Linked DNA regions of Homo sapiens: region 1 is linked to region 2. A link is an interaction called in ENCODE POLR2A ChIA-PET data of the cell type or tissue named here. Cell type or tissue: Panc1. All regions are shown on one strand. Each heading gives the region's core, and the rest is flanking DNA. Links, peaks and the distances in the headings are about the cores only.

The links. ChIA-PET counts read pairs that join two places held together with the same protein. Peaks named below come from ENCODE experiments on the same cell type or tissue, not always from the same donor. Only the 100,000 strongest peaks of a DNase experiment are listed, where the experiment ranks them.
Region 1: POLR2A ChIA-PET joins it to region 2 with 21 read pairs; 5 of 35 experiments call an interaction of 5 or more read pairs at or near these places.

Annotation. Positions count from the first base shown.
Region 1 is chr15:50,854,915-50,870,012 of GRCh38, forward strand. LOC124903490 (a long non-coding RNA gene) reads right to left here and starts at 9,208. Exons shown (of 2, transcript XR_007064630.1): 1 at 5,941-9,208. In Panc1, for the core only: no CTCF peak of the experiment used is centred there; no DNase peak of the experiment used is centred there.
Region 2 is chr15:50,705,921-50,721,018 of GRCh38, forward strand. It overlaps SPPL2A (signal peptide peptidase like 2A), which reads right to left. Exons shown (of 15, transcript NM_032802.4): 14 at 14,020-14,180; 15 at 1-1,954. The coding sequence ends at 1,880. Among named protein-coding and RNA genes, the nearest start is that of TRPM7, 27 kb to the left of the region's middle. RefSeq lists a silencer at 4,759-4,959, an enhancer at 12,823-12,967 and a cis regulatory region at 12,888-12,901. In Panc1, for the core only: no CTCF peak of the experiment used is centred there; no DNase peak of the experiment used is centred there.

The DNA.
Region 1 (15,098 bases), core at 6,715-9,214, 150 kb after region 2:
CTGGAATTTTTGTTTGTTTTTTCTTTCTGTTGGCCATTGAGCACAAGCAGAGAACTGACGGCTGTGAAAGCTGCCTAGAGGCCTGACAGCAAGGGTTTTACCTGAACTATTTGGTAGAGAAAGTCCAGTCTTCCCCAGCTAACAGAAGAGGGCCTCTCTTCACTAGCACCTTGCCTAACCTTTAGATAAGTCACCTACATTCAATTTTGCATAAAGTGGTTGATTTCAGAGCAGCCAAAGCAGAAGTGAAATCAACTTGGTGTATCTCAAGACAACACTACATGGAAAGACCTTTCCTGGTGCTCACAGTGGGGTAACAGAGATTAGGTTCGCCTGAGATGAGATGGATGTGATATGAAAGAGAAGGAACACTCAAGAAAAAAGAAAGGGATGAGTCATGGAATACTTTTGGAATATGAAAACAGAAATAGTTTACCTCCTCTATGGTTTTATCTGAGGAGCTTGAAGATGTAGAATATTTAGCTCCCAACTTTAGCTCACTATCCTGGTTTCTACCCCAATGCTAGATTCTGAAACAGTCTTGTGAGAGTAAAAGTCCAGGATGTAATATGGTCTGCTCTGCCCTTATCCAGGCTCAAAGAAAGACATCTTATATGTGTGTGTCAGAAGATTGAGGATTGGTTGGTAATCTTTACACAGGAGCCTAGGTCTGCAAGTGGGCTTATGTGGCTCTCTTTAATTACAAAGTAGACTAGGTATTAGCAATTACCCTACTCAAGAAATTCCACTAAAGAGTCTCGTCCTTAACAGGATTGCTGTTCCGTGTAGGCCACTCTTCCTTCTGTGAATCCCAGCCCAAGTCTTGGTGGTGATTCCTCCTCCAGCCCCTTCATCCTTTCAATTTCCACACCTGGTATCTACCAAAAACACACTTCTGAGCTTTTGCAGAGTGCCCCTTTATTTCACGGAGGCGGGAAGCTTGTAGATGGGAATGTGTGTTGCTCTAAATTAATTTCCTACACATGTTCCCTCATGTGCACAGAGCATTTGCATTTTAAGCAAATCTTTTCTCTCTCTCTCTCTCTCTCTCTCTATATATATATATATATACATATATATATATACATATATATATACATATATATATATACATATATATATATATACACATATATACATATATATATATATATATATTTTTTTTTTTTTTTTTTTTTTTTTTGAGACAGAGTCTTGCTCTGCCACCCAGGCTAGAGTGCAGTGGCACAATCTCAGCTCACTGCAAGCTCCGCCTCCTGGGTTCACACCATTCTCCTGCCTCAGCCTCCCGAGTAGCTGGGACTACAGGCACCCACCACCACGCTTGGCTAATGTTTTGTATTTTTAGTAGAGACAGGGTTTCACTGTGTTAGCCAGGATGGTCTTGATCTCCTGACCTTGTGATCCACCCGCCTCAGCCTCCCAAAGTGCTGGGATTACAGGCGTGAGCCACCGTGCCCGGCCTATCTTTTCTCTATTTTATTGGTCATAGTATAATTTTACCTGCAATACAAATATAACAGTGATTACATTTTCTTTCTAGTAATTGGCTGTAGGAATCACATACTCTTATTAAACTCTTCCTGTCAGTTTATACTGCACAATAACTTTAGTTTATCACAGTGCCTACATGCAATGCTACCTGATACCCGCTCCTGGAAAAGAATTTTGTTCTGTTGTGCTTACTTTGCTCTTTTCTGTACAAACTCCCTTTTATGTACTTTTATGATTTATTGGCATTATGCAGCCCTCTATCCTCCTTTCCCGACCGGGCTCAGAAACTTGGGAGTGATGTGCGTTCTCTCCCTTTCTAGTTGACTCTTTCCTGGCTCCTTTACTCTTCCTTCTCCCCATCTCCTGCTTTCCTGTCACTGGCTTCTCCAATCTGCTTTTTCCTCTTGCTCCCCCTTTGCCCAGTCTTATAGCACCCTCTAAGAAATGTGTTTTGCCGAAGGAAGGTCTCTGTACACTGTTATTACTTTCTTCTTTGACTGTGTTTTTAGTTTTTGTGTCATTTCTGGGAACTCTGCTACAATAACATTCCATGAAGGAAAGCTGAACACTAGGGAAATGAGAGAGGAAGCTGGGGAAAGAAAGAGCAGAGGGAAGATGGAGAGGGGCTCAGGGAGGACCCCAAACAAGTTAACATGAGGCATCTTGGAGTGAACTCTACAAATAAAGACACTTTTTACAATGTTTTACTGTTTACAAAGTAGTTTTCATATGTTACCTGATTATCTGGTAACAAATATAGGCATGCTTCTTAACATTTTGCAGATGAAGAGACTGGAGCTATAAATTAAGAATAATATAAACTGTGATGATGCAGCTTATAAAAGCAGAGTTGGGATTTGAGGCTTCTGACTTCAGCTCTCTTTCTCTTTCCACTATTCCACAATGCCAGGAAGATGAAGGAGTTGAACTCCGGGAGAATTCAAGTCACCTTTCACAAGGCTATGTTTTCCATAGGTTCAAAAAACCAAAAAATCCAGACTTATGCTCTAGTTTATCATGATTAATTTTTCTTGTGGTAAGAAAATAATTTAACCATTAGGTTTGTTTGTCGTAGCAACAAGAAATGAATTACTTTCCAAACTGGGAATATCCCTCTGTAGCCAATGAAAGAATGAGTACAAGTGTGGAGGAGTAAATCTGCATAAAGATAAATATAACTTTAGAAAATTCTTGAGACATTGACAGAGTTTTGGACCTAATTTCTAAATGGGCAGAAAGCTCTCTTTTAGAACAGCTTCTCTGCAATCCTGTGTAGAAGTGGGAAGATGAACATGGAGACTATTCAAGGCAGGGATGGTGGACTTAGTGGGTCATTTTCACTTTTTTGAGTTTCAAAATCTTACAAATTATATTATTTTTGGCTCTTTCTGTGTCTTTGAGAACTGCTCTTTCTACCTTAAATCACCTCCAGAATCACCAGGGCAAACAAGAAGCTTATTTGAACTTCAGGTCTCTAGAAAACAGACTGCTGTGTCATTGCACTTGGAAAGCAATCATTTAAAGATAGTTTTCAGGCAGGTGAAAGACCAGCACAACAAACTGATAAAACTGCCTCTGTCATTTGATCTCCTGCAGCCATTCTGGAGAGAAGACATTCCTGTTAGGAACCTGAGCAAGAAGCTCTGGTCAGGAGACTTCTATTTTATTAGGATCCTGCCCCAAGTTAGAGGTCAAGTTACAACTCCCCTCAAAATTACTCTGTAATAGGCTGCATTACATAGAAAATTCCAACAAAGCACCGGAATGTCTGAGTTAAGAGAGCTCTTTGTACATTAAGAAGAAAAATAAAGTTCAGCAGCATAATCCTATTTCTAAGCCAAATCTGGATAATACTAAAGGACTTCCAAATAACACCATTTAACTATTTGCGAGAATTATGAGTTTGCACTCTGAGCGATGTCCTGTCCCCTGCCCCCCAAACCTCAATAGAAGCAAAGAAGCTAGCAACACTCTACCTCATAAGCTTACTATTTAAACTGTGCAAAGGTGAATAAAAAAAGTGAGAATAAAGAAGGTGATGTGGGAAGATGGCAAGGAAATGTCCCATTCTTAAGCACCTTTTAAAAAAAGAATTGTAATCCCAGCACTTTGGGAGGCCAAGGCAGGCGGACCACGAGTTCAAGAGATAAGACCATCCTGGTCAACATGGTGAAACTCTGTCTCTACTAAAAATACAAAAATTAGCTGGGCATGGTGGTATGCATCTGTAGTCCCAGCTACTTGGGAGGCTGAGGCAGGAGAATCACTTGAACCCGGGAGGCAGAGGTTGCAGTGAGCCGAGATCACATCACTGCACTCCAGCTTGGCAACAGAGTGAGACTCTATCAAAAAAAGAAAAAAAAAAAAAAAAAGAAGTGTAATGCCAAGATTTGCTCAAAGCATTCCTGAATTCCATGGGGACCTAGAGTCCATTGACCCTGACACCTTCCACTACCCCTCATGGCCATTGTGTCCTGAATGCCCCTCCTTAGCCAGCTTCCATTTGCAGTCCTTGCATACACCAACTTATTTGCCTCTCTCTCCTTTCAGAGTACAGTATGTGCCTGGCAATATCCTAGGTATGGTTAAAACCAACTCTCTGCCTAGTTTGTGCTTAAAAGTGTTGGGGGAAAACATGCAACCATGCTGAGCAGACACACTTTAAATTCACGATCATTCATGATTATGGGCATCTTGTGGCCCTCCATGCTGCCTGGCTGTTCTTTTTTTTTTTTTTTTTTGAGGCAGAGTCTCGCTCTGTTGCCCAGGCTGGAGTGCCCTGGCATGATCTCTCTTGGCTCACTGCTACCTCCTCCTCCCGGGTTCAAGTAATTCTCCTGTCTCAGCCTCCCAAGTAGCTGGGACTTTACAGGCACTCGCCACCATGCCTGGCTAATATTTCTATTTTTAGTAAAGATGGGGTTTTGCCATGTTGGTCAGGCTGGTCTCCAACTTCTGACCTCAGGTGATCCACCTGCCTCGGCCTCCCAAAGTGCTGGGATTACAGGCGTGAGCCACTACGCCCGGCCACACTGCTTGGCTGTTCTATCACATTGCACACGCCCCTAGATGGCTCATCATACCTGTTTCCCCCTTTTACTCTCAGTGGGTCACCTTACTTAACTGTTTTCTTAAAAATTTCTATGTACTCCTATTACCCCAATTCCCACAGGACTTACATCAGTTTAGACCTTGGAAGATGGCACCCAGCATTGGCTACATGCTCCTACTCTAGTTGTCATTTACCTCAAGGGCAGCATATTTATTGAAGGTTAAAACAATAAGATAGCACTGTCCTAGGCATGTTCCCTGGCAGCAGTGTCCCTCTACCTCGTGTTGCTGTGCCTCTATTGCTTGAAACGTCAGTAAGTAAATGCAATCCTGTTTAACCCAGGGTCCTGAGCATGTGTCCCCTGCCCACACTTCTGCTGAACTACAGTTCACATGTCTCACTGGGACAGTCTGGGAGGATGCTAGCTGTACAGACTGCTGTTGCTTATCACTGCTGTTATTCTATCGAGCCGTCACCCAGAGACCTGCCCAAAGTTTGCAGGTGCATGTCCAGGGGTAAGGTGGGACCACACAGTTCAGCACCTCAGTAGGACTGTCCCCCACTGAGTCTTGCCCTGCTTTCTGCCACCTCCCCTGATGTCTGCCAGAAGAAGAGGCCATGCAAGAACTTAGGAAAAAAAACAGTGGGCACATTCATAATGGCTACCATTTACCAAGTATCTGTTGTGTGCCAGGTGCCTTACATGCATTCACTCACCTAATTCTAACAACTGTATTCCAAGGTGTCATTATTCTCATTTTATAAATGAGAAAACTGAGGCTTAGATTATGTAATATGCAGAAGCCTCACTGCTAATAAAGGGTAGAGTCTGCATCCGGACCCAAGTCTGCCTGAGTTCAAAGCCTATGTTCTTTTCACGACACTACTGCCTATTCATTTATGTCAAAATGAGAGCTTAGAGTTCACTGGAGACCATCAGTATGGGTTTCCAGGTTTCTTAGAATGCTGTGTGCTACCCAAATATTTTATTTTCTTATGTTAAGTGCAACAATTTTTATTAATACATGCAATTATATAAAATCAGAGCATGAACATGACCTGATAAACTTTGTATTTATTTTCATTTCGACTTGGACATCTAATAGGCATCTGAAACTTAACACATACAAAACCAAATTCCTGAAGACCAACTCCCCGCTAAATGTAGCTCATGTGGTCTTCCCCAGCTTAATAAATGGCAACTCCATTATTCTAATTGCCCTGGCAAAAAAACCTTGGTGCCATCTTTAATTCTCTTTCTGTCATAGAACATCAGAAAATCTTGAGGACTCTAACTTTAAAATATATTAGAATATATTTTCTATTGCTGTTACTACCCTGCTCCAAGCTTCATTGTCTGTTGGCCTGGATGATGGCAATAACTTGTTTCCTACCTCTTTGTCTCCTGACAGCCTTCACTCAACATTATGATCCAGAGTAAGCCTTTAAGACAGAAGTCAGCCTTCCCCACTCCCACGGCTTCACATGACTAGCCTAAAAAACAAAGATAGAAGTCAGGTCGTATCATCCTTCTGCTCAATATCACGGATTGGCTTCTCGTATCACTCCAAATAAAATTTCAAGTCCTTAAAAAGCTTATAAGGCTATATATCATCTAACCCCTCCTTCCCTATCTGAATGACTTCTCCTTCTCTCCACTAATCTCACTCTGTCCACACTGGTCTCCTTGTTTTCAGAAACATATTACGACTACTTCTGCCTCAGGACATTGTGTTTGCTGTTCACCCTGCTAGGAGATCTCTTCTAGATACCCACATGGCTTCTCCCTGGCTTCCCTTCTATCTCCGCTCAAATGTCACTTTATCAGTGAGGCCATCCCTTTAATAACTGTGGTAGCTAGTGTCCAAAAATGGCCCCTTAATGAGCCACATCTTCCAATATTCTCAGCCTCATAGAGTCCTCTCTCCTTGAATCTAGTGAGCCCTGTGACTTGTTTTGACCAATAGAATGTAGTGGAGGTGATGCTTGCCTGACTTCCAAGGCTACATCATAAGAAGCCTTGCAGTTTTCACCTGGAGTTTTTGGAATATTTGCTTCAGGAGAAGCCACCGGCATGGGAGAAGCCTGACTACTCAATCCCACCATGTTGTGAGAAAGCCCAAGATAGCCACATAGAAAGGTCATGTGCAGACAGAGTGATGCCTGGCCAGACCCCAGTTGTTCCAGCCTTCCCAGCTGAGGGGCCAGCCATGTGAATGAAAAAGCCGTTTGGAATGTCCGGCCCATTCAATTATTCAGATAACCCTGGCCCGATTTGCCATATGACCGCAACTGTTTAAAGACCCCAGGGAACCTACAAGATCATACATTTTTTTCTTAAAGTTTTTTTTTTTTTTTTTTTAATTTTAGAGACAGGGTCTCACTCTGTCACGCAGGCTGGAGTGCAGTGGCACAGTCATAGCTCACTGTAAACTCAAAGTCCTGGGCTCAAGCAATCTTCCTGCCTCAGCCTTCTGACTAGCTGAGACTATAGGTGCATGCCACCACACCAAGCTAATATTTTTTAACCAATAGGATTTAGGGTGTTTTGTTGTGTGGCAATGGATATCTGAAACAGAAATCAATATGTTACACCCCTTCCCACAAATATAATGACACTCCGTATCCTCCTTAACTTGCTGTATTTTTCTCTTGTTGCATTTACCACCTGGCTTACTGTGTATCTACCTATTTGTTATTGTCTCCCTATCCCCGCTGGAACACAAACTCTGGGAAGGCAGAGACTTTGTCTTATTCATTACTGTATCTGAGCGCCTGGAATAGTGTCTAAGATAGGCCCTCAATACATATTTGTTAAATGAAGGCATATATTTAATTTAACTTGATAAGTTTGCTTTTTGTAGACATAGCAAGTCCATAAAAAGAAAAGACAAATTAATTTAAATTGCCCATGCCGACAGCCTTCCCTCTTATGGACACAATATCTGGAGATGTCTAAAATACTGCGATCTTCGCCTTTCCACTGAAGCATACCTTCCAAGGGGAAAGGAGTAAGATTCTGCTCCTTTAATACATACTGACCTCAGGAGAAAGGGACTAGAAATGTATGGACTGAATGTCTGTGTGCCTTGCAAATTCATATGGTGAAATCCTAAACCCCAATATGATGGTATTAAGAAGTGAGACCTTTGGAGGTGATTAGGTCATGAGGGTGAAGCCTTCAGGAATGGGATTAGTGCCCTTATAAAAGAGACTTCAGAGAATTCTCTAGCCCTCTTTATGCCAAGTAAGGACACAGTGAGAAGATGACCATCTATGAACCAGGAAGCAGGCCCTCACCAGACATCATATCTTCCAGCACTTTGATCTTAGACTTCCTAGCCTCCAGAACTGCAAGAAATAAATGTTTGCTGTTTAAGCCATCCAGTCTATGATATTCTGGTATAGTAGCCTGAACTAAGACAAGAAAAAAAAAACAGGTGTCAGGCAGATTCCAGGAGAACATCCCTTAAACATAACCCAAATGGAGATGACTATCAGAATCATCAAACCCTGTTGAGGAGCTCTTGTCAGTAGATCTGTGCTACACAGTGTCACCTCTCCCTTCGCTCACTTCTGGAAGGACTCAATAATTCCTCCTCATTCCACAAGCACTTCTTGAATGCCTAGTCACTCTCTTATGATAAAATATCCATTCCCTCCTTTCACAAAATTAGTCAGAATAAAGAAAAACCATTGGGTTGAAAAACTTTGAATAGAATGTTTAAAGTGATTTAGAAGTTTGGACACAAGAATTTTGTTTGCGTTAAAATAGTTCAAGATCTCATCTCAACCACTTCGTGGGAAAATTGCTAGCATAGAGATGCTTCAGCTGTTAGCTTTGTTGACCTTTTTGTTTTGGCACTTCTGGAAAATGGAGGAAGGGGCTGAAGCTCATATATTCTTGGAGAAATAAGGCAAACAGCACAGCTCAGGTATGGGCTGGTGATGTGGCATTCTGTGTCAAGTAAGGAACACCCTGCCATCTCCTGGGCCTCAGCTTCAGATTTCTGGACAGTACCTTCTCAGGCAAGAATACATATTTTCCCATGCACAAGCAAGAAGGCTGCCCAATCCATTTAGATTCATATGGAAAGAAAAGAGACACTGCCTCAAATTCAAAAGCAACAAAGCAGGCGGAGATGAAGTACAAGCTCAGAAACTCACAATAATTGCTTTACTAACCAGAATATCTAGTTAGCTTCTCTGCTGGAAATATCTGCAGTTATGTTTTCTCAAAGTGCTCTTCATGATCCAGATTAGCTACAAGTTTTACTTTTTGTAAAGGGCCCAGTTGGGTATTTTTTCCAGAACAAAGGGTGAATGCAATGAATAGTCAAGTTTTTACCTTTCTCTAGACTGAAAAATTCTAGCTTTAAAATAATAGCTTTTCTAGATTATTTCAATACCCTGCCCTCCCCCTTCCTTTAAAAAATAAATCTTATAGATTAAGTTTGGGCATCTGGTTGAAAAAACCCCATTTAAAACATTAGAAAATTGAGAGTTAGAGAGACTTAAGATCAGCTAGTACATGAGCCAAATCTTCAGATACAAAATCCATGTGTTCTCCATAGTGGAACACTGTAAAATTAAACTACCACACACTCACAAAGCTTTGTTTTTTTTTTTTTTGTTTTGTTTTTTGTTTTTTTTTTGAGCAGAGTCCTGCTCTTTTACCCAGGCTAGATAGTGGCACGATCTTGGCTCACTGCAACCTCTGCCTCCTGAGTTCAAGCGATTTTCCTGCCTCAGCTTCCCAAGTAGCTGGGATTACAGGCGCACGCCACCACTCCCAGCTAATTTTTGTATTTTTAGTAGAGACAGGGTTTCTCCATGTTGCCCAGGCTGGTCTTGAACTCCTGACCTCAGGTGATCCACCCGCCTCGGCCTCCCAAAGTGCTGGGATTACAGGCGTGAGCCACTGCGCCTTGCCTCACAAAGCTTCGAAAAACATTCCTTAATAAGGCCTCAAGGATGAACATGTCCTTGTGTATTTTTTTTCCGTGAAAATGAAACTAGTCTCAAATCTCCATGCAACTGTAGCTGGAAAAATAAATATTGATCTAGTTTCCTCCTATAATTCTGAATTTTAGTTCATAGGAGCTTAGAGTTAGAGGCAAACTTTGGACATTATTTAGTCCTAATCCATCACAAATTGTAAGAAAAAACTCAAAATAGCTTTATTTAAAACAAAAGTATCTTTAGGTATAATGCTATTTTCACACATGATTGATAAATTTATTAGGATGAAAATCATATTAGAATAAAATATCTTTGAGGCTACAACTCGTCCTTTTTATGTGAATAGCAAAATTAAAGGCTTAAAATATATGCTAGGATGAAGACGAAAAATGTGATTTTCGGAAGACTGGAAAGTACAATGAAGGTTTGGCTTTCATACAAGGTTTGGATTTGTTTTTTAGATTCTTCCCAGTAATTAGATTTAGGGTTTAGAGTATCTCATGTGACTCTCTTATAAAAACAGACATTTTAACCAAGCACTGACATGCAAAATAAAAACAAAAACCTTTTTCCTTCAGGGACTAGCCCAGCTACAATTGGAAGTTCAGTAATGCGTCTAAACATACATAGTAATTAAATCTAGCTTCCAACAAACTTAAAGTTAAATTTTAATTACTTTTTATGGCTGGGTAATAAATTGTATGTAAATGAGTCATGGATGGAGACCTTAGTATATATAAAATGTCAAAAACCAGTACTGATTGATATACTGAAAAGAAAAGAGGCCTTGAAAATTTGTATTCTAGATCTAACTCAGCCACAATAGCTCCTTAACCAAATCATTCAGCTTTTCTGGGCCTTGGTTTCCTCATTTGTAAAATATGATAGTTACATTTGGTAATTATAATTAATGTTTGTGTGGTGTTTATGTCTCTAAAGCTCTTTCCTGTGTATGATCTGACTTCATTCCTATAATTCTTGGAAGTAAGAAGGACAGATACTTTTAGTATACAGATGAAGAAACAGCCTCATAAAGGCTAAAATATATGATCAAAGGCACACAGTTTGTAAATGGATTCAGACTCAGATGTTCAGACACAATTTTGTGTAGGTAGACACTATACCTACTACCTCTAAAAGTCTGATATAATAGAGTTGTGTTTAGTCGTTACTCAATTATAACTAGACTTTTAAAGTACCTTAAACACTATTCAACAGGTACACCATGTTCTTTTAGCCTGCAGGACTGAATGCTCTTATGGTTTCCCTGCAGGAGGATCCAATTAAGTGCTAAGTTAATAGCCAACTTTATAGCCAAGCTAATAGAAAAGCCACATTACACTGGCTCCGTCTTGTCAAACCAATCACTTTTAAGACTTTGTGCTGATTTATGTCCCTGATATTCACTGTAATCTCTGGGTTACTGTAAAAATGCATTCTTCCATTGCTCAGTTACTAAGATGTGTTAAGAGTCACAACAGTAGCCAGAACACCAATAAGTAAATAATGTAAAGAGTATTCAAGTAGTTTAAGAAATGATGTTAGTTATGTGTCTCCATGCTCTCGCCCCAGATATTTAACCCCAGGCATTTGGTAAATCATAACAAGGCATTATTTTCGCAGTTCTTGATTTCCACTTGAAGTCAAGCCAAATATTATGTTCATTTACATTTGCATGGCATACTTTTGTATCTTTCAAAGTGCCTTCACATTCATTATTTCATTTTATCTATATACAATGCTAACATGTAGTTGAAATTGTTCTCTGCGGTTGCCAAAATAGCTATTTCTTTATTTACATTTTGCTTTTCTGTCTGTTTTTATCCCATCCAGGCATTTAAAATGCTAAAGAATGAACAAAACTGCAGTGTCACAGAACTTCCATGAAGACAATAGAAGGATGAATAGTAAAGTGTGCTAATCCCACCTAAAGTTAGTAGGGCCCAAAACCAAGAGAAGCAATGATAATAAAATAAAGTAACATGTTTCAAAAGTGATAAATCAACCTAAAAAATATAACCTAGGTTCAATTTTCAAATGTGTAATTTCAAAGAATGAGAGAAAATTGGTAGGAATTGGTGAGAATACCTTTGTAGCAGAAATGCCAATAACACTTAAGGATTTAGAAGGAGGTCTAAATAAATTTAATTATTTTTAAAAGATAAAAAGAAATAATTGAACACAACTTTACTAAAGGCCATGAATATTCATAGTAAGAGAAGAAGATGCTGAGTGAGATTTGTTGACGTTTTGTCGATGAAAAGAGTTAAACTCTGTAAAATACTTGAAGAAATTTATTCTGAGCCAAATATAAGTGACCATGGCCTGTGACGCAGCCCTCAGGAGGTCCTGGGAACATGTGCCCAAGGTGGTTGGGGTACAGCTAGGTTTTATATATTTTAGGGAGGCATGAGACATCAATCAAATACATTTAAAAGCTGGGCACGGTGGTTCACGCCTGTAATCCCAGCACTTTGGGAGGCTGAGGTGGGCAGATCACTTGAGGTCAAGAGTTTGAGACCAGCCTGACCAACATGGTAAAACCCCATCTCTACTAAAATACAAAAATTAGCTGGGCATGGTGGTGCGCACCTGAAATCCCAGCTACTTGGGAGGCTGAGGAAGGAGAATCACTTGAATCCAGGAGGTGGAGGTTGCAGTGAGCCAAGATCGTGCCACTGCACTCCAGCCTGGGTGACAGTGTGAGACTTCATCTCAAACAAACAAACAAACAAACAACCCAGATACATTTAAGAAATACATTGGTTTGGTTCAGAAAGGTGGGATAACTCAAAGCGGGGGTTTCCAGGCTATAGGTAAATTTAAACATTTTCTGGTTGACGATTGAGTTTATCTGAAGACCTAGGATCAGTGGAAAGGAATGTTCAGGTTAAGATAAAGGATTGTGGAGACTAAGTTTTATTATGCAGAGGAATCTCTCAGATAGCAGAGTTCAGAGAGAAAGCAGGTTGTAAAATGTTTCTTATTGGACCTAAAAGGGTGCCTGGCTCTTAGCTGATTATCTCCTGGATCTGCAAAGGAAGGAAGGAAAACAAAAGGGAAAGGGGATTCTCTATAGAATGTGGATTTTTTCCACAAGACACTTTGCAGGGCAATTTCAAGGTATGGCAAGGAAATATATTTTGGGATTAAGTATTTTTTCCTTGTCTCATAATATTATGCCAGAGTCAGATTGAAAAGTAAGTCGTGATATACAGGGTCAGATAAAACCCATCTGATGAGAATTTATGGTTTGTAGGGCATGACTCCCTGGACCCCTTAGGTAGGAATTTGGGCAAAATGAAAAACAGAGCTTAGTCCTCCATCCCCCTTCTTGGCCAAAAAGCATTCCACAAAATGCATATGCAGGCCAACAAACAGCAACAGGTCCCACAGTGCTAGGAACGCTCATTCCTAGAGTAGTCTGGTTGGGTGATAATAATTTTAAGTATTTGCAATTTGGATCATGGCGGGAGGAAATGGTCTGACCTGGTGTAATAACCAGTAGTTTAAGGGGTGAGATGGAGTCAGACCTAGGGTTTAGTATAAAAAAATCCCAGATCATATCTATTTTGTGAGCTATCATGATCTGGGTCTTTAATTGTGCCTTGTTCATTTTGCTGTAACTGGCATAACATTTACAAGAGATATATAATGCTAATACAGTGACAAATACCAAGATAAATACCGAGACGAATACCAAAATACCCAAGATAGCAAAGATTAGGCATCCAAGAAGGTTACAGGTAGAGTCGGAGGGCAGTAAACAACCTAACCAGCAAAAAAAACCACTGCATGCATCATCATATTCTTTGATCAGACTCACAATGTGTTTACCCTCCTTATCAAGGGTCATTTGAACCTTATGATAAATCTTATTTGAGGATTGTAGGACTGACACTAAATCAGAATCTAATAAATTTAGTCTCTCTTCCGGCCAATTTATCTCCATGGGTATAACATCCTGAGGAGGGTATAAATCAAATGCAAGGAATGCCTGGCCCTCAATGTCTAAATTGTTATAGGACTTATTAACAGTGGACAAATCTATTTTTCCCACCACCTTTGTATTGCACCATATACTGGTATTTGGGAGAGAAAGGAGGTTTTGTTACAGGAGAAGTCATGTAATTCTACAGTGTCATTTTGTTGTCCCTCCCAACAGAAATGGCCCTTCCTTATATACCAGATGCTATGTTCCATGGGGGTGGATATTAGAGGCCAAGTTTAGGAAAATCAGGGTTCCAAGTGGTTTGAGGCCATAGCCATTCTCCTTTTCTCTTTTCATAATCTGAAAGGGAGATGGAATACCATGTGTTATTATCAGCTAAAATAGCCCACCTATTTCCCAGGGGTAGTACCTTTGAGCCTCATTTAACTTCGGTGCCTGTTCTCTGAGAATACAATGTTTAAGATCACACTTAACGTCCAAAAATCTCCATAAGTTTGGAGGACCACATATTTTCCACAGGTGTTTGGATTGTGCCTCAGTACTGAGGACTGTAGACCATGCTTCATATCCACCTCTGATTCCATTTGTAATAAAATAGACATGAGCCCCTACAGGTAAGAGTAGATGCTTGTTCCCATCTTTGGATTTGGGAGTATGTTTTCATGGTTTGTCTGGTTTCTTCTATCCATTTGATGAGTGCTGCATTATCTTTTAAAGCAGCTTCCCATCCTTTTCCCTCTTCCTGGAATAGCATTCCTTCTATGTGGCCTATTTTTGATAGGGATTTTTTTTTCTAAAGAATGTCTCTCTTCATTAGCCATGAACTCAGCTTGCCCCAGTATGCCTTGCCCAGCTCTGACTCCTCCAGTGAGGTCATGCTTTAGTTTTTTGGGTGGCCAATTTTCGTGTATCCATCAAGAATGCTGTTGCCATTGTATACTGATGCCATTTGTACAATTTGGATAAATGGAGTCAATGCAGAACTGCTGGGTATCCCAAACAATTGTTAGGTTAGTGGAGGTTACACCTAAGTATGCTCTTGTCTGGGTATTCCATAAGGCTTCCCAGTGGCGCCCTGGTTTTAGGGTGGAATTTGTGCTGTCAGGGACTTCTGTCCACCAATTGACTTCCATAAATAGTTATTTAAGGGCAGTGTCAGTGTGGTTGGTACTGGATAGGAGCATCCAGCCACAAGCACAGGGCTGGTAGTTATTTGGGCAGGCCATGCTATGGCAGTTTACACAGGAGACATTGTAACAAGGCAGTTGTCTCAAGTGATCATCCCCAATATCTATTGTTATGCAACGTTCTACCTGGTTAGACCCCCTCAGTGATCATCCTGAGGCATTGTTAGAAAAAGTATTCCTGCAGGGCGTCATATTTGGTTGCAGCCCTATAATAGGGGTACCTAAAAAGTGGGGACCTTGGGGAATGTTTAGAATGGTGCTCTTCCATATAACAGTCTTCATTTCCTCCTGGTCTATATCATACCAAATGATGTGGGCTCTGCCTGCAGGAAGACTGCTGAGGTTTACAGGGGACTGGGAGAAATTTTCAGGTTGGAAAGAGGAGTGTGGGGTAGGTAGACAGAGGAGATTGTGGGAATGAGAATGAACAAGTAAAACATTTTCCTGGCTT
Region 2 (15,098 bases), core at 8,087-10,586:
TCATTTGCGAAATTCTTACTAAAATAAAAGAAAATGGAAAGATAATTTGACCTCTGACTTCCAGGAGAATGTTCAGGCCACATCTAAAATTTACCAAAGAATGGGGAAAAAACTTTTTTCAAGTTGGAAGGTACCAGAGTGATTAGCTGGTCTAACCTACTCATTTTACAGATTAGAAAACTGAGATATGGCCGGGCGCGGTGGCTCACGCCTGTAATCCCAGCACTTTGGGAGGCCGAGGCGGGCGGATCACGAGGTCAGGAGATCGAGACCATCCCGGCTAAAACGGTGAAACCCCGTCTCTACTAAAACTACAAAAAATAGCCGGGCGTAGTGGCGGGCGCCTGTAGTCCTAGCTACTTGGGAGGCTGAGGCAGGAGAATGGCGTGAACCCGGGAGGCGGAGCTTGCAGTGAGCCGAGATCCCGCCACTGCACTCCAGCCTGGGCGACAGAGCGAGACTCCGTCTCAAAAAAAAAAAAAAAAAAAAAAAGAAAACTGAGATACAAGGTCTTGAGATGCGGCAAATTACTCAACTCTTCCTTGTATTGTAATTAAACTGAGACTAACACCAAGTCTCTTGCTGTTGTTGCCAATTCTTTTCTCTGAACCGCACTTTGTACATCCTCCACCAAGATTAAGAATCATTACCTATGGGAAAAGGGGTGGGCATCAGGAAGAAAAAAAGATAACGGGTGGGAGTGGGGGAATGTGGGATAATGTTAGGAATGCTGTATTCAACGATGAGCCATATGTATTAATACATAATTTCTTAAGAAAAATAATTTTTTTAAAAAATCAAACCTTAACATTAACAGAACCAAATTGCAAAGATCAGAAATACCAAAGTGAAACTGAATGTTAGTACTGAAATTTAAGCTACATTTAAAAAAAAAAGGCTGTCAAACCAATGAAAACTAGATTTCAGTGTCTGTCTCCTTTTAGTGACTAGTTCTATATATTATGTTTCTCTATATCTGGAAAAATGTTCTTAATATAATACACGTGCAGTCTGAAGTAATTTCAGTTCTCAAGTTTATGAAAGGATTGGGTTTAAAAAAATACTACAAAAATATGCACTTATATTTCCAAAATTATGTATTTCTAACCTCTGCAGTGATATAAGGTCCAAATTTTCACCGTTGAACCGCCTTCTTGCATGGTGTTAAACAGTTATTTCTACAGAGCAGATATAATTTGCATAAATCTTTTTTTTTGGGATGGAGTCTCACTCTGTCGCCCAGGCTGGAGTGCAGTGGCGTGATCTTGGCTCACTGCAAGCTCCACTTCCCGGGTTCACGCCATTCTCCTGTCTCAGCCTTCCCAGTAGCTGGGACTACAGGCACCCTCCACCACGCCCAGCTAATTTTTGGTATTTTTAGTAGAGAGGGGTTTCACCGTGTTAGCCAGGATGGTCTCGATCTCCTGACCTCGTGATCCGCCCGCCTTGGCCTCCCAAAGTGTTGGGATTACAGGCGTGAGCCACCGCGCCTGGCCAATTTGCATAATTCTTTACAGTAAAACCCATTCAGAAATAGTAACTACTTGTATCTACCATCAGAGCTGAAAGAAACAGATTTCGTTAAAAAAAAGTATAGGGGTGGGTCAAGGCATTTTTTTTTAGAAAAATATACTGTATATAGTACATCTCGGAAACTACACAGACCATATGTTTTATTTAATGTGAAGGCACAACTTTAACATTAAAAGCAAAGCGTTTTAGTTATTTATGATGTAACTGTCAGTACCAGCTCATAAAAATATATTTTTGCAAGCATATCATTGAAGACTCTTTCAGATTGTCAATTCAAAAGTCAATTTAAAAAGTCGAAGTCTATTTGTAGAAAATCAATGACACATTATAGCAGTTCCACATAATATTATTGCTGGACAATCTGTTCACCAGATATCACAGGGTTTTCTTCATTTGTTGCACAATCCAAATGGTCCATCATCTAGGCATAAATAAAAGACGTTAGGAAATGCAAAATTTCAACTTGCCCCCAATATTCACTACATTAGCAAAAGGATTCTTTTTCTAAAAAACACAGATTGCTCTATGAAACTGAGCACTCCTTCTGGAGCACTGTTCTGGTTCAACATCCACACTTCTAAGGAGATAGTCAGGGTGACACTGAACCTCTCAGGAAGCCTAATCACATGACTCAAAGCCAATTTGTGTTCTCTGGATCTTCCGTTATCTCCATTTCCCAATATGAATACTGCCCTTCATGGCAGTGAGAACTCCAGAACAAAAGGAAGATATTCCTGACACTTATTCCAGGACACTATTCCAGGCAGTGTCCAATCATACAAATGGGAAAACTAAAAATGGCCTCATGAGTCACTGTGAGAATACCTGCTGACTCTGGGACAGTGTGATATTATTGACACCTTGAAATAACCGTAAGATAATTTAAACTTTGGAAACATTATAATAATTTCTACAAAAAATGAACTTGAGGTCATATGATATCTGAAAACAAAACCAAGAATACATTTGCTAGGCCGGGCGCAGTGGCTCACACCTGTAATCCCAGCACCTTGGGAGGCTGAGATGGGCAGATCATGAGGTCAGGAGTTCGAGACCAGCCTGGCCAAGATGGTGAAACCCCGTCTCTAATAAAAATACAAAAATTAGCTGGGCGTAGTGGCGGGCGCCTGTAGTTCCAGCTACTCGGGAGGCTGAGGCAGGAGAATTGCTTGAACCCAGGAGGCGGAGGTTGCAGTGAGCCGAGATCACGCCACTGCACTCTAGCCTGGCAACAGAGTGAGACTCTGTCAAAAAAAAAAAAAAATACATTTGCTATAGACTATTTTAAAGAAATTATCAGCTGGGCACGGTGGCTCATGCCTGTAATCCCAGCACTTTGGGAGGCCGAAGTGGGTGGATCACGAGATCAGGAGATCCAGATGGTCCTGGCTAACACAGTGAAACCCCGTTTCTACAAAAAAATACAAAAAAAAATTAGCCAGGCGTGGTGGCAAGCGCCTGTAGTCCCAGCTAATTGGGAGGTTGAGGCAGGAGAATGGTATGAACCCAGAAGGCAGAGCTTGCAGTGAGCCGAGATCGTGCTACTGCGCTCCAGCCTGGGTGACAGAGCGAGACTCCGACCAAAAAAAAAAAAAGAAATTACCAGTTAAACTTTTCTCAAATGGTCACTTCAGCTCTGCCTATATTCTCATAAAAAATTGTCTTATATTTGGAAATGAAGGATGAAGAAACTGTTTAAATGCTTTCAGTGTTTCAGCAACTCAAATACAATTACTAAAAATAGAAAAAAGTATTTAATGCCTTTGTGAAGACTGTTAAAGACTTTTAGACTAGTGATTAAATTTCAGTATTGCGATGCACTTTTTTCCTTTCCTTCATCAAGAATTAGAAGAAGGAAAGATCAGCAAGATAAATGTTCCTATTTTTGAAAAGTGGTTCTGAAGGCTTTAGTGTTTTTTGGAAGAAGAACAAGAGGGTGGAATCATCTTGAAACAGGGTCTCTTGACTTGCCAGGCAGAAAGAATACAACGTGAGCTAAGGCTTTTGGCTGACAACTGTCTCAACTAATGGAGACAGCTTACAAAATCAAAACCTGGGCCGGGCGCGGTGGCTCACGCCTGTAATCTCAGCACTTTGGGAGGCCGATGCAGGTGGATCACGAGGTCAGGAGTTCGGGACCAGCCTGGCCAACATGGTGAAACCCTGTCTCTACTAAAAATACAAAAATTAGCCAAGCGTGGTGGTGCGCCTGTAATCCCAAACCTACTCGGGAGACTGAGGTGGGAGAATTGCTTGAACCTGAGAGGCAGAGGCTTTGCTGACCCAAGATCGCGCCACTGCACTTCAGCCTGGGCAATAGAGAGAGAGACCCTGTCTCAAAAAAATAAAAAAAATAAAAAAATAAAAAACCTGCTGATACTCTACAAGCCATTTCAAGACCCAAAACCATTTTGAGGTCTTCTAATTGCCAAAGATATCCCCTAGATTTAAGGTCACTAGTTTGTAGCAATTCTAAGGGGAAAAAAACAAAAGCCAAATCAAGACAGATAACATTAAGCAGTTCACTACATGAAACATAAGATGAAGATGTTGAACATTTAATTTTAGTCAATTTAAATGAAGAGGGGAAAGGAAAAGTATGTAAGATATATTTAGGCCCCTCTTCTTCTAGGAATTTAAAAGTTCTGGGTCTAAGAGATTAGGGCTGTGTAGAGAGAAAATTGAAGCAGCCTCAGCAGAATGGATGGTGGAGAAACCCTCTTTCTTCCCCACGATCTGCTTACCCTGGCAACTGTAATCTAATGAAATGATAGCCCACATACCCTAAATTATAACATGCTTCCCTGGTGCCTCGTTAGCACAGTAGGTAGTGAGTCAGTCCCATCTAACTTGCCTCTTCTTTCCTAATCCCCAGGTACCTCACTGGCACTATATAATCTAATCCCTGAACATAGAAATATATTAATTAAAAAAACCACTTTCAAAGTCAACTTATTGAGAAGTAAGCATCTCTATTCCCTATTTACTTTTCTTTACTGACTTTCCAATAAAAACAATACAGAAACATAAAGAACAAAGTTTTAAAAAATATGACAATAAATTAACATAAATAATACAATTAATTGACAAAATTGCCAAACATTTTCATCATATTTGGAAACAGGAAAGCTTGATTTGGAAAGATGGGCTCTGAAATCAGATCAGCTAACCTGGCATTTTCTGATAGCTCTGCTTGCTTATAATTGAACCAATCTCCAGAAATAGTCTAATAAAACACTCATTAATGCAGGGTAACTGGAGACTTGCTGATACTAAAGCAGAGTTGTTCTAACTTATCTCTGTATTCTGACTTGTCAGTTACAGCTTGTGACTTCTAAAAATAATGAGAAGTACTAGTGACATTTAACAGACACAACTCACTGTTTACTGGGTATCACAAACTGAAAACTTACTACCTGCCCAGAGAAAAATAGCCCATTGGATATTGCTGCACAAATTTAACTCCACTTATTTCATTACAGAAGCAAAAAATATCCCCTAAAATGATGACTCCTTTTCATTGTGCTATATGCCAAAGTAATTATGACTCTGCTTGATTTTTCTCTTCTGAGAAAAAAGTATCTTTATTTGCTTTATACTAATTAGAACTAAGACTTCACATAAAATCAAATAAGTGGGTCTGAGTACTGTAGCTCTTGAAGCATTCCACAAAAAATGTTCATAGGAAATACAGTGTAACTAGTTTTGGGCTGTAGAAAATAATTTACAATTAGTATTTCCAAATTAGTATCCTTTTTTTTTTTTTTTTTTGTGAGATGGAGTGTTGCTTTTGTTGCCCAGGCTGGAGTGCAATGGCGCGATCTCGGCTCACTGCAACCTCCGCCTCCCGGGTTCAAGCAATTCTCCCCCCTCAGCCTCCCTAGTAGCTGGGATTACAGGCACACGCCACCACGCCTGGATAATTTTTTGTATTTTTAGTAGAGATGGGATTTCACTATGTTGGCCAGGCTGGTCTCGAACTCCTGACCTCAGGCAATCCACCCGCCTCAGCCTCCCAAACTGCTGGGATTACAGGCGTGAGCCACCGCGCCCAGGCCAAATTAGTATTATTTTAGTGAAACCCTATAGAAACATTACTTCTTTTGATGAGAGAAACTCACAGTAAGGGCTGAAAGACTCGAAGTAAGATCCTGAAGTATTTCAATAAGGTCTCCAAGTTACAAGTGAGGTATAAGTTGCCCCCTAAAAACAGCATGGAAAGACTGCCAGGGGTACCTGGACATTTAAAGAGTCTCCAGTGAAAAGTCCTGCTTTTTACTACCAATAATCTTGCACTCAACTCTATTATCAGGCATTCGAATGAACCAAATGACTAATAGTATAAACAAATTTGCCTTAGCCTTAGATTGTAACTTTATATTACCTGTTTTGTCTTTGATTATTTCAAAACAGCAGCAAAAACTTGCAATATTTACAAAAAAAGATTGCACATAAAGACTGTAGAGATACATGTCTAGTTTAATGTTTTAAAAGTGCCTCACTTTTACAGTGGCATATGACAATTACAGTCATTTTATAAGGGCTGCTGAAATACAATCAGGAAGCTTATACACACATGCAAAAGTAACTAAAGGCCAGTGGATGAAGGATTGAGCATTAGAGGTGCACTGCATAAAGACTTTCAATAACATTACCTGAGAATTTACAGCATAAAGACTACTGTCATAAGCATTGTGGATTCCTAATACGTAACAGCTAATACTTAGTGAGGGAGGCATATATAAATACCTGCACTGCAGGGCAGATGTTAGTAAGTATTTAAAGTACAAAGTCTAAAAAATTACGGTGAAAGGTAAATGTGATTTTAATTGGAGCGCCTACTTCCTTCTAATTTCTTAGAGATCTGCTTGGAGAAGGCAGAATTTAAGTTGGGAGTTAAATAGGGATATTCTGGAAATAGAAACTGACAAAGCTTAGGAGATGATGGAGGTTGGGAGAGAGAAGCAAATGATTATTATTACACTGTTAGCCTAAGAGATGAGCCAGAGCTGACCCTCAGGCCCATCTCACAGTGGAACCATATCAAGTCTCCCTCTGTCTCACCAGGCATGTAAAAGCTCCCCATTCTATTTCAGAAGTCTCTGCCTAGCCTTAACAGATTTCAACATCCACCTGCCTCACACCAAGCCTTAAGCTAACCCACCACTATGGATTTCCTTCCTTCCTTTCCTTCCTTTCCTCCCTTCCTCCCTCCCTCCCCCCCCCTTTTTTTTTTTTTTTCTCGAGGCGGAGTCTTGCTCTGTCACCCAGGCTGGAGTGCAGTGATGCGATCTCGATCTCGGCTCACTTCAACCTCTGCCTCCCAGGTTCAAGCAATTCTCCTGCCTCAGCCTCCCAAACAGCTGGGATTACAGGCGCCTGCCACCACACCTGGCTAATTTTTGTATTTTTAATAGAGACAGAAGTTTCACCATGTTGGTCAGGCTGTCTCAAACTCCTGACCTCGTGATCTGCCCGCCTTGGCCTCCCAAAGTGCTGGGATTACAGGCATGAGCCATCATGTCCGGCCCCACTATGGATTTCTTATTCCCCTACCTCCCTGTAGATCCAATCTCATTTTATGGATGAGGAGACAGTCTTCAGAGATTAAGTTATTCGTCAGAACTGATGTCAAAGGCCACAATACACTGTCTCCCACAAATGACAACATTCAAGGTAAGCTAATTTTGATTTTAAATGTTGGACATAAACAATGAGAGATTTTCTTTTTAAAAGGGAAATAATTTTGTAAAGGCATTATATTACATAACTTTCAAAAATGCTAGTTTTCTGAAAAAATACTCTTTCCTGAGTATTTTTTTTTTTTTTTTGAGATAGAGTCTTGCTGTCGCCCAGGCTAGAGTGCAGTGGCACAATCTCGACTCACTGCAAGCTCCGCCTCCCAGGTTCAAGCAATTCTCCTGTCTCAGCCTTCCGAGTAGCTGGGACTACAGGCGCCTGCCACCATGCCCAGCTAATTTTTGTATTTTTAGTAGAGACAGGGTTTTACCATATTGGTCAGACTAGTCTCGAACTCCTGACCTCAGGTGATCCACCCACCTCAGCCTCCCAAAGTGCTGGGATTACAGGAGTGAGCCACCGCGCCCAGCATTTCCTGAGTATTTTTTTTTTAACATCCTGCAAGTTGCCTAAAATTTGAGCAAATGTCCCTTCCCATATTTCAACATTTTGTGCATAATGAGAAAAATGACTGAGTCTAAACATAATTTTTTCTCTGCAGCTTGTGATAGCTCAGAATTTGTTCTTTTACGAGTAAGTTAAAGGAAGCAGATTTAACAAAAACCCAAAGTTTTCATATCCAGACCAGGAAAATGAAAATTTAGTCAATGAGTCGAGAAATAACCAAACCAACAAACAACAAAACAAAAAATCCTCACTCCTACAAATAATGATAGCAAATAAATTCACAGCACCTATAAGCAATCTGTAGATATTAACATATTTATTACAGCAACCCTCTGAAATAGGTTGTTATCCCATTTTACTATGTAGAAAAACTGAGGCACCAAGAAGCTAAGCAACTTGCCCAAGGCTACACAGCTAATAATTAACAAAATTAGAATTCAAATTTAGGCAGCCTGGTACTAGACTCTATGCTCTTTACTTCTATGGGTTATTTTGTATTCTGAATGTCTTTACCTAATACAATTACGATACTACACTAGAAAGTGAGAATTTTATTAACAAAGTTGGCCTATGTTTTTATACGCTTTTAAACAGATTTTCCTACAATCAAATGCCTTACTTAGCTACTATGTTATATGGTAAAGCTCCTGATGTCTGCCCTCCTGGGGCTATTATTACTTAGTGACTAGCAACAGTGTTCTTTCCCTTTGTAGGTAGCTGCTGTGAAGCAGAGGCAAATTTTTTTCTCAGGCCAGGAATGGTGGCTCACGCCTATAATCCCAGCACTTTGGGAGGCCGAGGTTGGTGGATCATCGAGGGTCAGGAGTTTGAGACTAGCCTGACCAACATAGTGAAACCCCATCTCTACTAAAAATACAAAATTAGCTGGGCATGGTGGCGCATGCTTTTAATACCAGCTACTTGGGAGGCTGAGGCAGGAGAATCGCTTGAACCCTGGAGGTGGAGGTTGCAATGAGCAAAGATAGTATCATCGCACTCCAGCCTGGGCAATAAGAGTGAAACTCCATCTCAAAAAAAAAAAAAAAAATTTTTTTTCTTGGCCGGGCACGGTGGCTCATGCCTGTAATCCCAGCACTTTGGGAGGCCAAGGCAGGTGGGTTCACCTGAGGTCAGAAGTTCAGGACCAGCCTGGCTAACATGGCGAAATACTGTCTCTAGTGAAAATACAAAAATTATCCAGGGATGGTGGTGCATGCCTATAATCCCAGCTACTTGAGAGGCTGAGGCAGGAGAATCGCTTAAACCTAGGAGGTGGAGGTTGCAGTAAGCCAAGATTGTGCCACTGTACTCCAGCCTGGGTGATAGAGCAAATTCCGCCACCCCTCCCCGCCCAAAAAATTTTTCTCAAGATCATGATTTTTAAGAAGTTTTTTTTGGTGTTTTTTTTTGTTTAGACTGTGTCACTCTGTTGCCCAGGATGGAGTGCAGTGGTACAATCTTGGCTCACTGCAATTTCTGCCTCCCAGGTTCAAAAGATTCTCCTGCCTCAGCCTCCTGAGTAGCTGGGGATTACAAGTGTGTGCCATCATGCCAGGCTACTTTTTTCTTGTATTTTTAGTAGAGATGCGGTTTCATCATGTTGCCCAGGCTGGTCTCGAACTCCTGATCTCAAGTGATCTACTAGCCTTGGCCTCTCAATGTGCTGGGATTACAGGTGTGAGCCACCGCTCCCGGCCTAAGAATGAAACTTGGATGGTCCAGGGCAAAGCATTTGTTCACTGGGAATACAAATGTAGCCCTTGGTTGAAATCTTTCCTTAACTACAATCCTGTGTCAGTAACAATTATGGAAAAAGAAGGAGGAAAGGTGCTAGAATCAACCAGAGGAAAAAATGTGCTGTAGAATATTTCCAAAGAAATGCAATGTTAATAACTTTATGTATACAACAACTCTAAATATTCAACTATTTCCAGTATGAGTTAGCACAAAAAGATATGGAAGCTACAAAGAAAGAAACTGTTTACAGTAGCTGCCCGTTAAGGGTGGGGGTGGGGGAAGAATGGTTAGAAAAAGGACTCCCATTTTTACTTTAGACACTTTTGTATTGCTTATTTTAAAAACACAAATATGCACTAATTTGTAATTAAGATACAAAAAAGAAAAATTACTAAAATGCAATCAGTAAAGGTCTATGTAAAAATTTTAGTAAATTAACTACCAATAATATTAACCTACAAGACATTAAAATAGAACAAAGAAGACTAGAATTACTATAATGAACATCTTTTCACATCATTTTTGCCCAAATTTTTAATCATTTTCTGAAAATACCTTAAGAGAAATTACTGGGTCAAAGTAAATAACAAAGTATGATATATGCATATAAGGAAATATTATATAGCCATTAAAATAATTTTATAAGGAATTTAAAATAAAATATAAAATGCACTGAAAAAGAAAGAGAACTATTTATAGTATCATTCACTCGTCTATCCATTTATCCAGAGAAGGCACAGAAGGAAATTCACTTAAACCTTAACTATCTCTAGGTAGTAGGATTATGGGCGGACTTAATTTTCCTCTTGTATTTTTAAAAAATATTTTCCAAATTTTCTATAATCACATATTTTTATTTTTATTTATTTATTTTTGAGACGGAGTCTTGCTCTATCACTCAGGCTGGAGTGCAATGGCGCAATCTCAGCTCACTACAACCTCCACCTCCCAGGTTCAAGCACTTCTTCCGCCTCAGCCTCCCAAGTAGCTGGGATTACAAGTATGTGCCACCATGCCCAGCTAATTTTTGCATTTTTAGTAGAGATGAGGTTTTGTCATGTTGGCCAGGCTGGTCTCAAACTCCTGACCCCAGGTGATCTGCCCGCCTCAGCCTCCCAAACTGCTGGGATTACAGGCGTGAGCCACTGCACCTAGCCTATAAGCATATATTTTTAATAATAAAATACTTTAAAAGCTGTATGAAAGGGAAATGAATTTTTTATAAGTAAAAATAAATTCTGACAATGAAAATAACAAGAAACATAATTCTGTAAGACAGCACATGTGCTCTCACTAACAATCCTAAATTTCAATTCTAAACTAAACAAAGATTTAATGTCAACTCACAATAAAATTTCCTGATGTTGCTTGTCTTCTTTGTCCTGATTTACAGTTAATCAGATAAGTACCCCTAATAATAGAAATCTCTTGCTCACAGGCCTGTCCTGAGTCTTTTCTTCTGCCTCTACATTCTCAACTCTTTATTCTGTATGCTAATGGTACTCCCAATTATCTATCTCTAGCCAGGTCTGTCTCTTGCACATCAGACCTATTTATTCAACTGCCTATTATTTCTCTCTTTGTGGTGATCCAATAGGTACTTCTGAAATGTTCAAGACTGAATTCATCATCATCTTCCTCAACCCTGTTGCCTTTCCTTCATCACCATCCCCCCACTCAGTTTCCCAATCCAGAAGCCCTGAACTCTACTTCTTTTCCTCCACCCATACTGACTCCATCATGAGGCCCTATTATGCCTCTAAATTTCTCTTAACTTTGTTCACGTCTTTCCATCTCACTATTTTGCTAATTTAGGCTTCTATCACTTCTTTTTTGTTTGTGTTTTTGTTTTGAGACAGGGTCTCACTCGCTCTGTTGCCCGGGCTGAGTGCAGTGGTGCAATCATGGCCCACTGAAGCCCCTATCTTCCGGACTCAAGCAATCCTCCCACCTCAGGCTCCCGAGCAGCTAGGACCAAAGGCATGTGCCACCACGCCCAGCAAATTTTTTCTTTTTTGTAGAGACAGGGTCTCACATGTTGCCCAGGCTGCTCTCAAACTCCTGGGGTCAAGTGATCCTCCTGGCTTAGCCTCCCAAAGTGCTGCAATTATCAGGATAAACAACCATGTCTGGCCTTCTATCACTTCTTATTGCAATAATTGTCCCCAGTTTTGCTCCCTTAATTTTCTAGATTTCTTAAAACCTTAAATGGTCTCCAGTGCTTAGTATAGAGTCCAAACTCTTAAATGTGGCTTATAAGATGCTACATACAAGGCTCTCACTCTTGCTTCCTTCTCCAGCTTTCATTTCCTGTAACTCCCGTAACCCTCTACTCAGCATTATAGCCATCCTAACCTTCACTGAGTTTCTAGCATGTGCCATGTTCTCTTCCCTCTGAGCCTCGGAAGACATGGTTCCTTCAACATGGAACACACAGCTCAGTCTTAAAGTCTGGACATAAATTTAATATTCTTTAGAAAGCCCTCCCCAAATCACCTAGGACTCTTTCCTGAAACCACAAGCACTGGATATCCCATCTATAGTTTTCATGGCACCTGCCGTAACTAATAGGTTTATCACACTTTATTGTTAGTGACTTTATGTCTATTCCTCACTAGACTGTAACTTTCGTTTTTTTTTTTTTTTTTTTTTGAGACGGAGTCTTGCTCTGTCCCCCAGGCTGGAGTGCAGTGGCACGATCTCGGCTCACTGCAAGCTCCGCCTCCCAGGTTCACGCCATTCTCCTGCCTCAGCCTCCCGAGTAGCTGGGACTACAAGGCACCCACCACCACACCCGGCTAATATTTTTTTTGTATTTTTTAGTGGAGATGGAGTTTCACCGTGTTAGCCAGGATGGTCTCGATCTCCTGACCTCGTGATCCTCCCGCCTCAGCCTCCCAAAGTGCTGGGATTACAGGCATGAGCCACCGCGACCGGCTAGACTGTAACTTTCAAGAGGTCATGAGAATAGGCCTCTTTCCAACTTGATCATCTTGTATCACCAATACCAAAAATAGTATCCTCTCATAGAATCACTCATAAACATTTGCTAAATGAAGAAATATAAAACCATTAAAAAATGATGTAGAGTACTTTTTGAGATGTGATTTTTAGATGTTATTAGCATAGTGTATATCATAGGATACACTTTATTTTTAAAAATCTATAAAAAACCTATGTGAGTGTCATCTTCAATAGAAAAGTTAAAAGTTACCTTACTAGTTTAGTCAAGGGCATTAGGATCATAAACTAATTCTATGTATAACAGTATAAGTTGAGACAACAGCTTTGTGATGTAGGCAAGACAGGTATTATTAGCTTAACCAAATCTCAAAGAAATGTTAAGATTTCCTCAAAAGAATTCTAAACCAGTGTTTTTTCAAATCATAGTAGTCTGTAACTTAATGTGTTAACCACCTCTCATTAAGTAACACTATAAATGACATGAAAGACCAAGCACAAGATGGACATGGACTTTGAACTGTTTATCTACTATCAGAGTTTCAGCCACCCATCCAAAGTGTCTCTCTTTTTGTTCACGTGTCAACTGACACAGAAGCATGAGGGTGGATGGAGGAGAGTGGTAGTTGTAATAGGGGAAAGCAGAGCTAACTGCCTCACAAAGTGCCTTCATGAAGGGGTCAGTGCCATGGCCCTGACCTCAATAGGCTAGGGTTTCCCAACTCTTCTTAATTTCAATGCAAACAGACTTTACTGGAATACCAAGAACATTTAGGGGGAAAAAAAAGAAAAGGCTTTAACTTTAATGAAGAAACCACTCAAGCAAAAGAGACCTTGGTATCAAGATTTTCTTTGTTTAGAAATTTTAAAGAAAGCTCAACCTTGATTCACTTAAATCTCAAATGAATGCCCTATCTAGTTTGGTTAGGCCCATTTAGATGCTGAAGAGGACACTTTTTTTTTGAGATGGAGTTTCACTCTTGTTGCCCAGGCTGGAGTGCAATGGCGTAATCTTGGCTCACTGCAACCTCTGCCTCCTGGGTTCAAGTGATTCTCCTGCCTCAGCCTCCCAAGTAGCTGGGATTACAGGCGCCTGCCACAACACCCGGCTAATTTTTTGTATTTTTAGTAGAGACGGGTTTCACCATGTTGGCCAGGCTGGTCTCGAACTCCTGTCCTCAGGTGATCCATCTGCCTCGGCCTCCCAAAGTGCTGGGATTACAGGCGTGAGCCACCGTGCCTGGCCAGAGTACACTTTTTATCTGCAAAACCTTAGGACTCTTACTACAAATAGCTAATGCTTAGTCTCAAAATTAAGTACTTATTTTAAACAACGAATTTTATCTTTCATGAAGTCTGCTTTTGTGTAGGTTTTGAAAATACATGTTGAAATGCTATTTTGTTTTCCCTGATGTCCTCTGCTGTTTTTTTTTTTGTAGTTTTGTCTTGAATCACCAGGCTTTTGGCATTAGATTGCAGGGGAGGTCACAAATGATGATTCAATAGGTGGACAGTGAGTAAGGGGGTATTACAGTACTTTTTGGTACATAAAAGCTTTGCTACATATAGGCTGTTCCCACCCAAAATCAGTCAGTAAATTAAGCCATAAGATAACTTGGTAACCAAAGTATAAGCACATACCTGATAGCTGTTACCTTTCCAGAACTTTTTCATTTCCTTACGTCTCCAGGCAACAACTGAGGCAGTAATAAGTGTGCAAGGTACTAAATAGAGGAGAGCAGGTTGCCCCTTTTTCATCAGCACCAGAACAACAAATGTAAGTATCATGCCAATAGCATAGGCTGCAAGAAGAATACCAAGCTATAAGTCATTTCTACATGTTACCAAAGGTGGGTTTTTTCCTCTGTCATTTATGTACTGGTTTTCAAACATTTCTGAGGATATTTTTGCTCTATGACTTCTTGTAATTTCATCATTTTCCTAGATAGGATTAGGAGACATCTTCTATGGAGCTTTTGAAAAATGTGGAAACTGGTTAGCATTTCAATTATTACTAACCTAACCATGTATCATTGATAAGAGATAATAATTCATGAGAGCTTCAATTATCTGTTGCTATTAAAGATGTTAAATAGTTTCATATTTTAGATAACTAAATCTGTACCAATAGGTAATATAAGTTGTTTAAAAAAAATCTTCCTAACACTGATTACATACTTCCTAAGCTTTGTTAATAAGCACATACTTTTGAACTTTTCTTTTTTTTTTTTTTTTTTCGAAATGGAGTTTTGTTCTTGTTGCCCAGGCTGGAGTGCAATGGCACGATCTCAGCTCACCGCAACCTCTGCCTCCTGGGTTCAAGCAATTCTCCTGCCTCAGCGTCCCAAGTAGCTGGGATTATAGGCATGTGCCACCACGCCTGGCTAATTTTGTATTTTTTAGCAGAGACTGGGTTTCTCCATGTTGGTCAGGCTGGTCTCAAACTCCCGACCTCAGGTGATCCACCCGCTTCAGCCTCCCGAAGTGCTGGGATTATAGGTGTGAGCACCGCGCCCGGCCTGAACTTTTCTTAATGACTCAGGGTTTTACTAGGAACATAGGATCTCAGAATATTCCCTTTATAAACAATTTAGTATAGTTTCTAATTTTAAAGATGAGGCAATGGAGGAACAGGGAGTTTAAGTTGTCCAAAGGTACACAGGAGAATTAATGAACACTCCTATAATCTGCCTTTGGATACTAATATGTTAAAGCCCTGG